2 separate regions of the Mus musculus genome follow, and region 2 is linked to region 1. A link is a loop called in an ENCODE intact Hi-C map of the cell type or tissue named here. Cell type or tissue: gastrocnemius. All regions are shown on one strand.

Evidence for each region. Peaks named below come from ENCODE experiments on the same cell type or tissue, not always from the same donor. Only the 100,000 strongest peaks of a DNase experiment are listed, where the experiment ranks them.
Region 2: a loop joins it to region 1, with 2.3 times the contacts of the local background. A loop is called at or near these places in 3 of 42 quality-filtered maps.

The regions. Positions count from the first base shown.
Region 1 is chr5:74,246,145-74,254,144 of GRCm38, forward strand. All of the region lies in intron 5 of Scfd2 (Sec1 family domain containing 2), which reads right to left. Among named protein-coding and RNA genes, the nearest start is that of Rasl11b, 55 kb to the left of the region's middle. In gastrocnemius, no CTCF peak of the experiment used is centred here; DNase peaks (open chromatin) are centred at 3,840, 5,055 and 6,942; H3K4me3 peaks cover 253 bases; H3K27ac peaks cover 3,152 bases.
Region 2 is chr5:74,143,172-74,151,171 of GRCm38, forward strand. No RefSeq gene overlaps it. Among named protein-coding and RNA genes, the nearest start is that of Gm32002, 14 kb to the right of the region's middle. In gastrocnemius, no CTCF peak of the experiment used is centred here; no DNase peak of the experiment used is centred here; H3K4me3 peaks cover 413 bases; H3K27ac peaks cover 1,292 bases.

The sequences.
Region 1 (8,000 bases):
ACTCTTGCTCTCAGTCACTTAGAAGATTGCTTTGAAACCTTCTTTTCCATTATGTTTCGTGAGCTCAGAGTCACCAAGCTGATGGGATGATTGCACTGGGAGGAAGGTTCTGTGAGCAAGGACTGTACTCTGGGGTTGGTGGGGGTGGCAGTGTCTCCCATACCATATTTTGGGGTAAGGAGAGGTGGGTAATAACCTGGGATCATTTTCTGATCTATTTGAGAGAGTCAGAAGAATAGACGAGAAGGTAGTTGGCCTAAAGTTTCTTTCAAACCTTTTGTTTCCTTTAAGAACAGAAGTGCAAATGGAGTTTATTTTTCTTCCAGTAGCAGACAGATCAAATGTGCCTGGGCCTCTGCCCTCCCCCAGCACGCACACAAATCACTCTCTGCCCCTCCTTGAAGGTCCCCTGCACCTGCTGTTGTAACTCTCCATTGACCGGAGCCAGCACTGCTCCGCTTGAAATTTAAGCTTCTACTAAATGAGGCCCTTTATCTATTGCTTTTCTGTACTTTTTTCTGGAGGTAGTGTGGATTCATGTGTGGGTTGGTCATGGCTGATTCAGAGATGGGATGTGGGCCAGAAAGGCTGCTAATGGGCCTGGGGCAAGAAAGAGAAGGGTGAGAGCAGTGCCCTCCTCCCCATCCCTTTTGTGATGCCAGGCGCCATGAGTATGAAGGGCAGAAGGATCCAGTGAGCCTTCAGGCAAGTGTCTGCCCCCAAAGTCTAAAAGTCCAGGTTCTGAGCACAGTCAGGTCCTGCTCCAGGGGGAGCTGGGATGCAGAAGGGTCAGGATGGAACAGGGCTGCAAGAGGAGGGATGATTGCACTGGGAGGATGGATGCAGCCCTCTAGATGGTCCATGGTCCAAGCCCACACTGAGTTAGGCTCCTACACAGCTGCTTATCACTTCCTATCACATCTAGTAGAGAACTCAAGATGAATAGCAATGCCTCGAATGTGTCTTAAAGTCTGTCAGCAAAAGTAAATGATTACAAAGGCTCAGGGTATCTAGGCTTTCAGTGGCTTCTGAGCAGGGTCATTTTTAAGCCAGCAGCTGTCTTCAGAATTACTCTGTCTCTGCTGTCACAGAGGGTGACTAAGTTAAGGGCAGAGGCTCAGAATTCTTCCCTTTACAGGATGGGGATCCAAACCAGGGAATCAGAGTGAACTCTGTAGAGTCCTGCAGGCTGAGAAGAGCTATACGGGCGAGTAGGGGAGGCTGAGTTACTTTAGAAATAAAGACACCAAAATGATTAGAATTCCTTTTGGGCCTCCATTAAGGAGAAAAAGCAATCAGCCCTGATGGGCCAGGTTGATAACACTCGAATTCTCTTCCCACACCAGCGCACAACTGCCTTCACTTCTGTAGACTCTCTGCCTCCTTACCAGGGAAGCACCATGCTCAGAGCTGGGGACCAGGCCTAATGATACCCATGTGCCCCCTGCTCCCCCTCCTAGGCTACAAGGGTTCCATTGTACACTCATATAACAGACATGGTGCCTTCTGAAAGCCAGGTACCCAGGAGATGGTCAATAAAACTATCACAAGCCTGGATACAAAAGAGGCTATGTGTGAACACTGTGTGTGCACGTGCATGCTCATGCATGTATGTGCCTTCATGAGTATGTTTATGGGGGGCGGGTGGCACAAACAAACAAAACGGAAACAACCCTCCTTAGAGGGAATGACTGTGGCTTTGGGACTCTACATCTCCAAAAGCCTCCTGTGGGTGGTAAAGGGGCTGATGGAGGCTGATGCTCTGGAGGCTGGGACAACTAGACACATGCTCTTGGACATCTGCGAAGGCACCACAAGTTGATGACAGTGCTGAGTGCTGACTGTGCTTGGCATGCTGGCTGCCACCTCACTGGACATCACTGGTAAAAGAGGGCTAGAGAGCTAGATTTAAGTGGCAAGGACAGTCACGTGATAGTCAAACTTCAGCATCCGCCAAATATCCATCACTAGGAGACAAAGTGAGTATGTTCATCTGTTACTGATTAAAAAAAAAAAGATGTTCATGCTGGAGAAAGAGACAAGAGTAGGTTCCTGAACAGGATATACAGTAGATGAGCTAAATGGTCTCTGTCTACCATGTAGAGGCAAGCATATTTATAATTACCAGGGTACCCTGGTACCAACTGTAAGCAGTCATTACAGCACAGTGGTTCTCAACCTGTGGGTCGCAAGCCCTTTAAGGGTCACATATAGGTTATCCTGCAGGTTAGATATTTACATTACGATTCATAACAATAGCGAATTTATAGTTATGAGTTAGCAATGAAATAATTCTATGGTGGGGGGCGGTCACCACTAACGTGAGGAATTGTATCAAAGGGTCACAGCATTAGGATGGTTGAGAACCACTGCTCTAGACTATCATTGTCCAATAGGACTTCCTGTAGGGATTGAAAATATGTATCCATTGCCTAACAACAGCCACCAGCTAAGGATGCTGACTGAGCTCATGAAATTCTCCTGTGGCTGAGGAATCTCAATTTTAAGTATGAATGGGCACCTGTGGCTAGTGGCAACAGTGCAGCATAGCAGTACAGGGTATGGCCAGGGAGGACTAAGGCCTGGGTTTTGTTTGTTTGTTTTTAAGATTTAACATTGTAAGAGTAGGACCTATGCACAAAGACTGCATTCCACATCTAACCTAAAATTCGATGTCTTCTGATGGTTGTATATGATTGTAAAAAACACCACGATCAACACACAGAACTCTTCTACCACCTCCCAAAGAAAATTCCAACCTTGGTGAAACAGCCAGTAAATACTGCAGAGACAACAGCTGGGCCTTCTACTCTTTGCATTTCTTCTTCAGAATTCAAGGTCTTCAACCTGTCCTAAGTTAATCATAGAGTCCGACTAAGATAAAGGCCTCTTTTTCCTTTCCTTTTTCTTCTTCTTTTTCTTTTCTTTTTCTCTTTAATTGGATATTTTCTTTATTTACATTTCAAATGTTTTCCCCTTTCCAGGTCTCCCCTTCGGTACCCCCTATCCCATCCCTTCCCCTGCCTCTATAAGGGTGCTCCCCCACCCACCTGCCCACGACTAAGGCCTGTTTTAATAACTGATGCCTTGACTGTCCTACCATAGTTCTGTGCTGTACACATGTAGGTGTTCAGTGTGTAGTTGTGTGAACTATAAAATTACCTATCTAGGCTTGTTTTGTCTGGAATTATGGGAGACTTCTACTTTAAGACTCTGCCCATAGTCACCAGTTATGACAGCCAACCATCAGAGTTGAGTTTTTATAAGGATGTAACTTAAGCATTTATTAAAAAACAACCTCCCTCAAGCCCTGATCTTCCAATTTTGAACAGCGCCATGTCAACCTTACTCCTTTAAAACCCATTTGAGAGTCTCTCTCACTAGCACGGCTTTCTCCCGCCACGCCCCAAACTCCTCCCATGTCTGCCCAAGGTTGTGCTCTGTTGGTCTGGTGGGGAAGGAGGATGGTCTTGGACAAGGAGCTTCTTCCTGGGGACTCAGCTGACCCTCTCCAGAGGAACACTCCTGGATGCCACAAACCACTTCCTCAGCCCCACCCTCTCCTCCTGACTGAAGTCACAAGGAAAAGTCCATCTTTCTCTTCCGTGTAGACTCAGGGTTTCTGTAGCTGAAGTGAGGTCAGTAGCAGAGAATGTTTCTGAGGGAAAAATTACCTGACAGGAGACGCTGTCCCATCTCTGAATATCTGGGTGAGCCACCAGTCTGACTGGTCACCCTGGGAAGTCAACTAACTGGGCCTCAGTGGCAAGACCTGCTTCTCTCTGCCTGTCCAGTATTCTGCTAGCCAGAGCCCTGCCCACCTGCCCAAAGCTCCCTCTGCCAACTTTGGAGAATGCCACTGTGTGACACCAGTGTCAGGCTGGCTCTTAGCCTCAGCCACCTTCTGAGCATGCACAGGCAATGCTTCCATACCACCGTGGGTCCCTGTTCACTTTCTTTCCTGCAGGCTGGTGGATCCCTTCCCTCAAAGCTCGACACATTTGTTAGCTGTAAGTTGATCCCTTCTTTTCAGCACACATTTATGGAGTACAAAGTGTTCCAGGCGCTGGAGGCATAGCTCCTGCTTTCGGTGGACTGGACTATCAGGGAGGAAAACCATCAAGCAAAGAAGTGAGTCACAATATGTCACAGGAGGTTTGCACCTAGGGGAGGTAGAGGTAGAAGGGTGAAGGTGAGGAGGCTTCAAAGGGTCTCTTGGAGGAAGAAGCGTGTCGGAAAGATCTTTGTTCAAGTGAGTAGGCCTGTGCTGCAGACAGCCACGAGGAAAGCATCTAGACAGACAAGCAGCAGCAAGTGCAGAGGTAAGACGATCCCTGGGGCTTCCAGGAGAGCAATGGCTGAGAGGGACAGAGGCAGCCAGGGCTTTGCCACCTGGGGCCTGGTACAGAAAGTCCCTAGAGGACGGAGAAAAGACAGAGCAGAGCTCTGAGTGGGAAGGGAACTGCATAGCCCAAGGCTGCCTATGCAGGAAAGGTGGTGGCCCTGGAACGTATGGGGCTGAAAGCAGCCCGTTACCCAAACAGGCTGCCTCCAGCTCTGGGTTTCACATACTGTTAGCATCTGTTAGCGTCCTCTGGTCCCTTCCTGACAGTAGGAACACAGCGAGATACAGGCAGGCAAAAGCCACATGAAATAAAACCCTGATCATGCCATACCACAGAAAGAAGCTGGCCCATTACCATGGCTGCATTGCCACCAGCTCTTGAACTATCAAGAGCCTTGATTTTTGCCATGCCAGAGTCACCAACCAAAGGGAGAGTGGAAGCCAGGTTCCAGAAAGCACCAGCGAGAGAAGAAGCCATGAAAACCTTCCACCACTGACAGAACTGGCTGTCCCCTCCGACCCTGAGGATTCAGGATTGATCAACTTTCTGGGAAGGAAGAGTTCTTATTACTTCAGGAGAAGAAGCAGGATTTTAAACTTCCCATCCCATGTAAATATTTACCCAGCCCTTGCCCTGGGGCAGGGCTCTGAGAGAAACAAACCAAACCAAACCAGCCAAATGCTGCTGCCTGCTTGGACTCCCACTGTAGCCCCAGGGCCTGAGCAGGCTGCACTGAGTGTTCAGTGGACAGAAGGCTCTGCTCTAATTTCCCCAAAACATCCATTTACCCCTCAGAACTGGGGTGGGCAGTAGAGTTGCCAATCCTCTCCACACAAATGAGACTCAGAGAAGCTCTGCCACTCTCCCATTATTTAAGGTAGACTGCTAGACCCAGAGCCCAAACTGTCAAATGGTTGTGTTTCATCTGCAGTCAGCAAACCTAGGAAGATTTTTTGGTAACAAGCACAGCATAAACATGGTAAAATGGCTCCAGTGTACACAGTAGCAGGAGGAAGATCCATCTAAGCTGTGCTGAGCCTAAATGATGGGTGTTTGGAAACTTACACATTTTTTATTGCCTGCAGGCCCACAGTGATAGGGGGCTAATCTGTGAGACACTAACCAGTACAGGCCTCTGTTGCCTGCTGCCAGGCACAGCTAAGACTGGATTGCAGCAGGAGCAGGTGGCTTATCCTCAGGACTTAGCATGCTTACAGTACAGGAAGGACTATGGAGATACTGCCTGAATCTCCTCTTAACTATTTCTATGTCCAAGTGACAGTGACTTTAAGTAGTGACATTGCACTTTAAGAAACAGGATCCCCCTCTGCATCTTCCGCACTGCTGGGCAGTCACTGGTGGTTGACACCATCCCCAGTCTCTTCTTCTGGCACAAGCCAGATTTTGTTCTTCCCAGAGAGGGACCCACAACAGAGAAGATGCTAACTATCACTGTGAACGGCAATCACCTGACGGTTCTGTATCCATGCATTCAACCGGCTGTGGATAAAAGATATTCTGGAAAATAATCCATCCACACTGAACATGTATAATGCTCAGGCTTTTCTTACTCCCTAAATGTTGAGTGTAACAGCTTTCTGCATAGCATTTACATTAGCCTGGGTCTAAAAAGTAATCTAGAGATGACTTAAAATACACAGGCAGCTAGCCATATGTAGGTTGTATGCAAATAGTACATCATTTTTATATAGGATAATTAATTGGGAATTTGAGAGTTTGTGTCTAGAAATTTCTGTGAATATAAACAGATGACTGTCCTGAGTTTCTAGGGCTGTTTGTTATTTCCTTTACCTAACTGATATGAATACTGGCCCTCCAACTTCTAGGTTAAAAAAAATAAATAAAGAATCTATACAGTCAACTAGAGAGAAAAAGACAGCAGATACTACTGGCCATTACCACACCTTAGGTATAACCTTACTCATACCTAATTTTGGTAATCCTGAGAAATAAGTATCATCTCCATTTTATACTCACAGAAACTGAGGTCAGAGAGGGAAGAAGCTTTGAAGTTAGAAAGCTAACAAATGGGGGCAGTTTCTGCATCTCGCGGTTATACGGTACTGTCTGTAAAAAGCACATATAGCTAGATAACTCTATAGGCCAAATGGGGGTCCCAGGATGGAGGAACTAGGAAGGCTGGGCATCCAGACTTGTGGCATTTACTAGGTGTTCGTAGCATGCATATGAGTGTCGGGGCCTGGGGCAGGGCCAGCATGAGTCCGTTCTGGCAATGGGATGGCAACTGATGGAGGCTACCAAAGTGGAGACTGTAATACGCTAAGGGAAAAGTCTCCAGCTAGAACAGGGATGGGGCAGGACCCGGAAGTCCACTCACAGGCATGGAGGGGAGGAAGAAAAATGAGCAGAGAGGAGTAAGCTGGGAAGGAAGCAAGGAACAATGGCCAAATAAGGAAGTGCCAGTGATGAGCTTCCTTTCCTGTCCAGATCTGCACACTTGGTAAAAATACACCATATGTCTCACCCTGGCACACGGAGATGTTGAGGCATACTGCTATTGGTGGGTGGCATTAAAGATACCCCTCAGGAGCCAAAAAAGAGGCCACTCCACCCTCCTGGAATAGCAACCCCCAGCCCAGCTGGTCCAGGAATTCAAACTCAGCCAGGCAGTACATATTCCAACCCAAGAGGCCAGAAAGGCTGCCCTCCACTGCTGTTCCCTGAAGAGGATTCACTGGGCAGAGTGAATGACAGTGGCATTAGCATGTGGGGAAGGGAACTGAAAGGCTGTTTGGTACTGATGGGGTTGATCAGGCCTGGCAGAGGATCCCAGGATGGTTCTTGATCACTCCCCTTACCCTCAGCCACATACCCTGAGTCCTAAGCTTCGGGGACAGATTCTGCCTATTCACAGATTACGAAATCGGTGGCTCTGGGGCTGGAGAGGTGGCTAGCTGGCTATTCAGCATGAGGACCTGAGTCCTGTATACTCAGCATCCGGGTAAAAAGCTGGGTGCTGTGGTGTAGAGCTGTATTCCCAGTGTTGGGAAGGTGGAGACAGGAGGTTTAATAAAACGACTTAAAGGAAGATGCCCAACATCAACCTCTGGCCTCTGTGTGATGAATGTGTGTAACCTCAGACCCCCAGAAATGGGTAGCTCTCTGCAGTGGCAGTGTCTCAGGTCAGGGGCTACAAGAGCCCTGTATCTGGGTTCATGGGATCTTGGTAGAGAAACCTAGCCCTAAATAAAGGCCCAGGGCCTGTCTGCCAGCAGTTTGAGGATCTCACTGTAGAAAGGGTAAAACTTCAAGATGATCCGAAGGTGACCAGGAAGGGCTTTCATGACCCCGAGTTCCTAATTGCAGCTAAAAAGGAGGCATGTGGCGGAAATGACACGGGACAGGAAGTGCTGCTGTATGAGTTCAGATTTCAGAAGGGATGCCTGGAGTCCCTAAGTGGAGGGCTTAGCCAGGAAGTGGCCAGCTGTGGCACTGGGAAGAGGGGCTTCCTATAGGAATAAGAAGCAGACACAGGCTGGGAAAGACAGGGACAGAGGACACTGCAGCTGTGGGAGGAGCGCACAGCACTCTGCAGGCAGAGACATGAACGTGCTTTCTCGAAAGGAGTGGTCAGGACCAGGCTTTCAGTTCCTATTCCTAGAAATGCTTTTT
Region 2 (8,000 bases), 100 kb before region 1:
GTAGGTCTGTGACCCCAGCTACCCTGGCGGCTGAGGGAGGACCAGTACTTTCCAGGTCTGCCTGGGCAGCTTAGTGAGACTGCTTTACAATTAAAAATTGAAGACAGGCTGATGGTGTGATTTATCATGGAGTACTTGGTAAAAACAACAAACAACAACAACAAAATCACGTAGTTGTTTGTTTTGTTTTTTGAACCAGGGTCTCATTACATTTGCCAGGCTGGTCTCAAACCCACCACTCTCCCATCTCAGCTTCTCTAGCCCCTGGGGTTACAGGCTCTGACACTATTCCCAACTCAGATAGATGTTATGTGTGGCTAGCCTTATCCCTGTGGTTCCCAGCTAGCCACAGTTCCCTTCACCACACAGAGATCCTCCCAGGCAGCTGTGAAGTGCTCTGGCTTTAGGCCTCCAGATACCTCCTGGGGAAGCCTCCTACCACCTGGTCACAAGTCCCAGTAGTACTGGGGGCTCTCTGGAGAGGACCCTGGAGTCCTCTGCGGTCACTTCTCTCCAGAGTGTGTGGCACAGGGAGACTCACCAAGTCAGTCACCTTTCTCCTTTCTAGCCTTTGCTTTGCCTAAGTTAGACCATTGCTCTCCTTTCTCCTGCTCCAAGAAGCTTTGGTGTTCAAAATGGGCGTGAATGGCAGGGTAGCAGGGGGAAAGTAGAAATCACAGGCTTCCAAGAACGAAAAGCACCAAGGTTCAGAGTTGGACAAGCTGAAGTACCCTTCCAACAGGAGCCTGAGACCACAGAGAAACAGCGACCAGGGCATATACCAGATCACCTTACCCTCTCCCTGTACAAATCGTGACTAGATTAATTCTTAACTACTATTTCTTTTATATACTTTTTCTTTGAATCTGTTTAATGCTTAATTCAGCAGTGAGCCTAGCTTCTATCTAGTTTACACTTGGGCCAGGCACCTCCCTTTTTTGCTTGGGTCACTGATTCCTTATCTATGCCTAGCTGGGTTTCTTCTCTTTCCCATACAGGGGACTTGCTGTAGTGTGGGGGCTGGGCAGTACAATTGGAAGGGGCTGATAGCCTACTGGTTTTTCTTTAACTGGGTGACACTTTTTATCTTTATCTTAGGCCAGGCTCAAAATTTGCTCAGCTCAGGGCTTGGGGAGCAGCACGGCTGTGGAGCACTCGCTTGGCGTGCACAAACAAGCAAGGTTGGGTAATTGTAGCGATGGTCAATGGCCAAGGGGCTTTGCTTCCAGGGCCCTGTGGCTAGCAGAACTTTCTTTATGGAAAATTGGAAAAATGTTGGTGTAGAACCCTGCAGACCCTCAGATATACGTCCAATCTTCTCCATTACTTATAATAGCTCATACAACTGGCTAGGCAGGAGGAGTCCAGGAATTCTGGGAATCTGCTGGTCTCTGAGGGATCTCTGTCCCAGGGTTATAGACCCCCATCCCAGGTTATAGACCCTTGTCCTGGCCACCATGGAAACCCCTGTGTTCTGGAATCTGAACTCAGGCCTTCGTGTACACACAGCAAGGGTTTCAGCCCCAGCCATCTCCCCAGCCCTTAGTGTGAGTTCTTGGTAAGCATGCAGCTACTCTGCTCATCGGTCTAGTTCCCTGCTGACTTGGTACAAATGAATTTTTACTTTGTAAGCTACAGTTCTATTTGGTTTTTATCTCACAGGCAGCTGAATCTTGTCCTAAAGAAATATTGCCAAATATGCAAATATGTCTTGTTCATGTACCTAAAAGTTACATTTTGTTTGTTATGCACACTCTTTGACCGTTTGACACTCAAAGAATGTGGCATCGTAGTTGCAGACTGAGTCATCGGATAAGTGCTTAAGAGGAGAGCTGTGATGTTAATGAGAGAAAGAGTCCATTGCTCCAGGAGAAACCGGATACTGTTCAGGTATTTTCTACCCACCGGTATTATCTACTTTTCTACTGCTGTGATAAAACACCATGACCAAGGCATCTTCTAAGATCTTAATTGGGGTTACAGTTCCAGAGAGTCTGCGAGGGTGCAGTGGAGGCTTGGCAGCAACTGGTAAGAGAAGCAACTGAGACTTCTCTGTCTGTCTGTGTGGTAGCAGCCAGAAATGGACACATCTCAGAAATGCCCAAAGCTATGGACACATCACAGAACTACCCAAAGCTGCAAGGAGAGCCACCATGTCCACACAATTTGTCCACACAAATGACGCAGATGACATGTGTGTTTCAATACCATGTTAACTGAACAACATCCCTTTAGTGAAGTGCCCTTTATAGTATAATTCCATGTATTAGTTATAATCCAAAGGTTAGCTCTGTTTCTTCTTCTTCTTCTTCTTCTTCTTCTTCTTCTTCTTCTTCTTCTTCTTCTTCTTCTTCTTCTTCTTCTTCTTCTTCTGTTTGTTTGAGGCAGGTCCTCACTATGTAACCCAGTCTGGCCTTGAACTTGGTACTTTCTAGTCTCTGCATACCAAGTATTGAGATTACAGGCATGTGCCTCTATACTCAGCTCAAAATGTATATGTTAATGACTTTCATTATATGATATGGCATAAGCATATAAATGTAATAAGCTAAAACTCACATTTCTCCATTTCTGAGCCTGACGTTACAACTTGGACATAGTTGCCTAATCATGGCCAAGCTAGCCAGCCTCCAGATGGGGACACTTGGTTGAATATATAGCCAATAGACTATGAGCAAAACAAGCATGCCACTTCTAAAATAAGGACATGCACACCTTTGTGTTCTCCTGGGACCCTGGTTAGTGGGGAAACTGTATGGCAGCATTGGCTGTGGAGACTATGGCTTGGAAGGGACACAAGTCTCGCAGAGACAATGGGGAAGGCATAGCCACTGGCTGTGTAACACTATTACGTCAGCAGCTGCACAAGTGAGATATGAACCCTGTTGTCCCATGTCATAGAAATTGGGATGTCACAGCATCTAGTGTTACTGTCTTTGTTTGGGTTTCCATTGCTGGGCACAGACACCATGACCAAGGCAACTCTTATAAAGGACGACCTTTAATTTGGCCTGGCTTACAGTTTCAGAGGTTAGTCCATTATCATCATGGAGATAAGCCTGGTAGCATCCAGGCAGACATGGTGCCAGAGAAGGATCTGGGAGTTCTACATCTTGATCTGAAGGCAGCAGGAGGAGACTGTCTACCACACTGGTCACAGTTTATGCATAGGAGACCTTGAAGCCTGCCCCCACAGTGACACACTTCCTCCAACAAGGCCACACCTCCTAACAGTGCCACTCCGTATGGGCCAAGCATTCAAACACATGAGACTATGGGAGCCATTCCTATTCAAACCATCACTGTTACCCCACCTAGCACCAGTGACATGCACTTTGCTTTCCTTTTGATAGCCGTGTGATTTAGTTAAATGATATAATAACATCTGTAAGGGTCAGCAGCAAAGGAGCTTCTTTACTGAGTTAGAATTCCTCAAACCTCCAAGACCTACAGAAGCGTGCAGAGCTCCACAGAGGAGAGGCCAAAGGCTGGTCAACTGACAAACTACCTCAGAACATTTCCATTTACACCAGAATGAGAGCAGTGTGGAAAGTCACCTGGACACACCTACATTATTACTGTGCTAGAGAAAAATTTGGGGATCAGCTGCGAAGAAGTTTGCTTTGCTTGAATGGAGTAGCATTTTATACACAATAGTTATGTATAAGCCTGGGATGTCAAGTTGCTAAATACTCCTAAGGGCATAAAGAGGTTGAATAAAAGACCAGCCCACCCATTCATCATGATACCTCATAAAAATAAAGGAAGCTGAATTGAATGGTGTGTGACCAATCAGAAATCACACAGGTTGTTAGGAAAGCTGATTGGTTCTCTGGGCTTAATTTCCAGTGAGCCATGGCGATGCACTGAATCCACCAACTCAAAATGAGTTAGAGCAGCTCAAACCAGAGGTATCGAGAGGCAAGCTGAATGCACCCTGAGGCTTGGTAAGAACCCAGAAGTGTATACATCAGCTCTGGGGAAGGACTTAGGAGGCTGTACAGAGGTATCCACCTGTGACATCAACAGTTAGGAAACCAAGGCAGAAGAATCATGAATCTAAGGCCAACCTGAGCTACATAGCAAGTTCTAAGGCAGCTATAGAATGAGACCATTTCTTTAAAAAGGAAAAGAAAAGAAAAAAAAAAAACAAACAAACAAGAATACTGGGATGGGGGCTTGTAATTACTTGCAAAATCAAAATAGCATAATTGCTTGGCAATGAGCTAACTGTGATATGGCAGACACTCCTGGCTTCTCGTGGCTCATGTTCTGAGGTTTTTCATTCAGTGTCAGTATGGTAACTAGACCAGAACTCTGTGCACAAAGGCTTTATTTCAAACAAACCCTTCACACACTGCCTGATTATGTCCACACAAAACCACGTATCATCTTAAGGACTGTATATAATGCCAGATGAAACCAAGGTTTCAGATGTCTCCAAAGGTCTGAGTGCCTGGACTGATGTGTCCAAATATGTAGAAGTAGACGTCAGTTCAGTTGACAAATCTCAGATTAGTCCTGGAATTTTTATTTTTAGACTAGCTATTTTTAGTGCAAAACTCCACCAGTGTTCAGGAATAGATGATGGGGCAACTACTTCAAATTCTTGACCCTGGGAAGGGCCCACGTACGCCGAGAGTTCTTTCGAGAGCTGTGTATCCTTCAGGCATCCGCCGTGCCATTTCTCTTGTCATGTGAAACCTAGTCACTCCTCTCAGCAGTTCTGAGCTATAGCTGCACCAGACAAGCAAAGTCACGTGAAAGCCAGAGAGAAGGTGGCACGGGCTCACGGGCAGCTCAGAGTCCAGTAGGACATCAGACAGCCAGGAGTCATTTGCAGACTCTTACTACACTTGCTGCATGCCAGTATCCACAAGCTATGTGAAGTCCCGTCTTAACAGTGTGTGATACCAGCATCTCTACAGTGGCAGCTTGTGAAGAAGAAATCATACGATGAGACAGAAAGCAAAAGACCTAAGAGGGCCCCTTTTAAGTAACTACTCTTCCTTGCAGGAAAAATTAACGCTGCAAGGTCAGCATTAATCCCTTCCAGGTATGGGGTCTGCGTGACCCCTAGCCTAGGCTCTGCCTGTAGGGGCTCCATCACCACCTATGGGGAATAAAGGTCCCAACCCTTCTCCACATCACTGGTTCTCCAGCTCCTTTCTGCTGGTTGTCATGAAGTCATGGAAAGATGTCAGTGAAGGCAGCAAGCATTGCATCTGCTGGTGCCCTAATCTCGAACTTCCATTGTCGACTATGTGAAAAAACGGCATTATGTGGTTTATGATCGTCTGTGAGGCATTTACCATAGCAACCTGAGGGGACTGAGCCTCATAGACTTAAAACAGCCTCGTCTGTGCCAGTGATGACTGGAGCTATGACTTCATTCGAACCCTGTCTCGGAGTCCAGGAGATTTGTCATCTACCTGACTGCCTCTTAGATGACCTATGTGAGTGTCTGGTAGGCACACCCACTTACTTCTTCGTGATCCCTGTATCCGTGACAGAACACCTGGCAGGAACAATGTAAGGAATGATTTGTTGCGGCATTCCGTGCAGGGGATACAATACATCCTGGAGAAGGCCTGGGATAGCTGGAGGCATAGAGACAGAAGTCAGGGAGCAGGGTCTAGAAGGACCACCAATCTGCATGACCTACTTCCCACTTTCTCCAGCTGGAACCCCCTACCAAAACAAAGGTTCCACGACCTCTCAAAATGGTGCTAACCATCTGGGGGAATCAAGTGTTCAGACTCTTAAGCTGATGGGGAACATGACACAATCAAACCGAAACCTCTCGTTTCAGTTAAACTGTGTCTGGAGTCAAGCGTGGTGGTGGAACACTTTAGTCCCTGCACTAAGGAGGCAGAGGGAGGCAGATCTCTGTGAGTTTGAAGCCAGCTGGGGTTATATCATGGGACCCTGCCTCAGACACACACGCACACTGGAGGCAACTCCTAGACCCCTGATCCACTCACTCCCACACCTGCTTCACAATCACAGAAATCCTATGGAAGCTACTCCAGAACATGTCTGTCTTGAGACTACTTTCACCATCTTCACAGCTCCACCTCAGTTGGGCAGAGCTTCCCCCAAGGAGGCCCCTGGTCTGGCTCTCAGTTCCTACCCTGGTTTCCTGCAGTCTACCACAGCCAGAGGGGGTCTCAGAGAACCTAAGTCAGTCAGTCAGTCAGTGAGTCACATTACTCACCTGCTCAGATTCTCAGGAGCGCTTCACTCCCTACAGTGCTCTGCTCTGTTCTCTCTTTTCCCTCCATGTGTTCGGTTCTCTCCTCTACCTGCAAAGTCCCCCCCCCCCCCCCCAGAGGTTCACCACCCCTCTCCCCTCTCCCTGCACCCTTGCTCCAGCCCCACTGCCCCTGCCCACCTCTGAGGCTCCAGGCTCAGTCCTGCTCACTGCTCTCCGGCTACCTAGTACCCGGCTCTTACCCCTTCATACCGGCACCTCTTCCAATTGTCTGTCTTCAAGTCTGCCCTGTGTGCTTGGGAGTTCTACAGGTGGATATGCTCACAGTCTTTATTCCAGAGGAACTAATATGATTGTGGATATACATCTGTCAAGACATCTATGTTGTTTGCTCTTTTTGTTGTTGTGGTAGTCCTACTCAGGGGAGAGCCTACGGCCTTACATCCTTTCTAGCAAGTTCTGTCTCACTGAGAAACACCTCCAGCCTCTTTTAAATTTGTGATTTGAACAGTCTCGCTAAGTTATTGAAGAGAGCCTCAAACTGTGTCTCCAATAACTGGGCCCACAACCGTGTGCCCCCGTGTCTGGTTGTGGGGCTTAGTCTCCACTGTCAGGTTGAACTATGTGTAGGAGAGTCAGCAAGCACAATGGGGAGTCTGTCTGTGAAGACTCCAGAGCTGATTGACATGTGAGCCGCAACTGAGGGGGCAGGCCTACTTGGAGTGTGGGTGGCACATTCAATAGACCGAGGTCCTGGATATGCCCGAAGTAGTCGTTGAGTTCTACTTGCATTTTGAGCACATTATATTTGGTTCTCTTAAGGAGGGAGCACCTATCTCATTCCACAGCACAGAGTACCCTAGAAGTTGTTTGAAGAACACTGCAAATAAGATCCATTTACACTGTGGCATCGCACTGAGAAGTGACTCTGTGAAGTGGCACATTCCTCGGCAAGACTTATATTAACTTTCTCTTTTAACTCCATGTCTGGAAAATCATCTTCTTTACTTAGGAAACATCACTTTTTTCCCCCAAATCCCTGATTATAAGCCTTTCTGAGAACTGTCAGAAACCTACGTGGCACAAATAAATACCGTGGGGGTTTCTCTCCATATCCAAAATAAGGACAGCGCCATAAAGATCCGTTAACTTACTAAACAAAGAAAGAACAGGACACATCTAACTTTGCCCATGAAACAACTTGGCAGATTCAAAAAGGTTAGCGCTCCTAGATTAATGGTCCCTGAAGCGACTTTTAAAGTGTATAACTCCTCAGGTCCAGATAGAATCTTTGAACACATTCTTGTGGGTTTAAAGGAGCAGTGTTTCTACCCAGAGAGAGTTCAGCGGCTAAGAGCATGTACTATTTTTGTTTGCACTAGGCCGTTGTTGGGTTGCTCACAATCATGTGCAACTCCAGTTTAGGGGAGCCGTCACCTCCTAGCCTCCTCAGACCCCTACACTCATGTGTGTATATGGGCATGTGCATGTGTGTGTGTATGCCCACACACCCACACCCACACACGAAGTTAAACTACAACCTTTAAAAGATAGGCATGTTTTTAAAGATTCAGGTGTGGAGAGCCGTGCCTCGAGCAATCGCATGCGTGCTGTGAGCAATCGCCATTATAAAATGGCGCTGGCTTCCACTGCACCTAACTAGTAAACAAGCCTTATGCGCAAGTGCAAGAGTGAACTCACGCCTAGTCACTGCCCATCTCTCAGCGTAGTAATGGGGTGATGGGCAAACAACAAATCAGGAGCTGTCACGCCACATCAGGTGCTG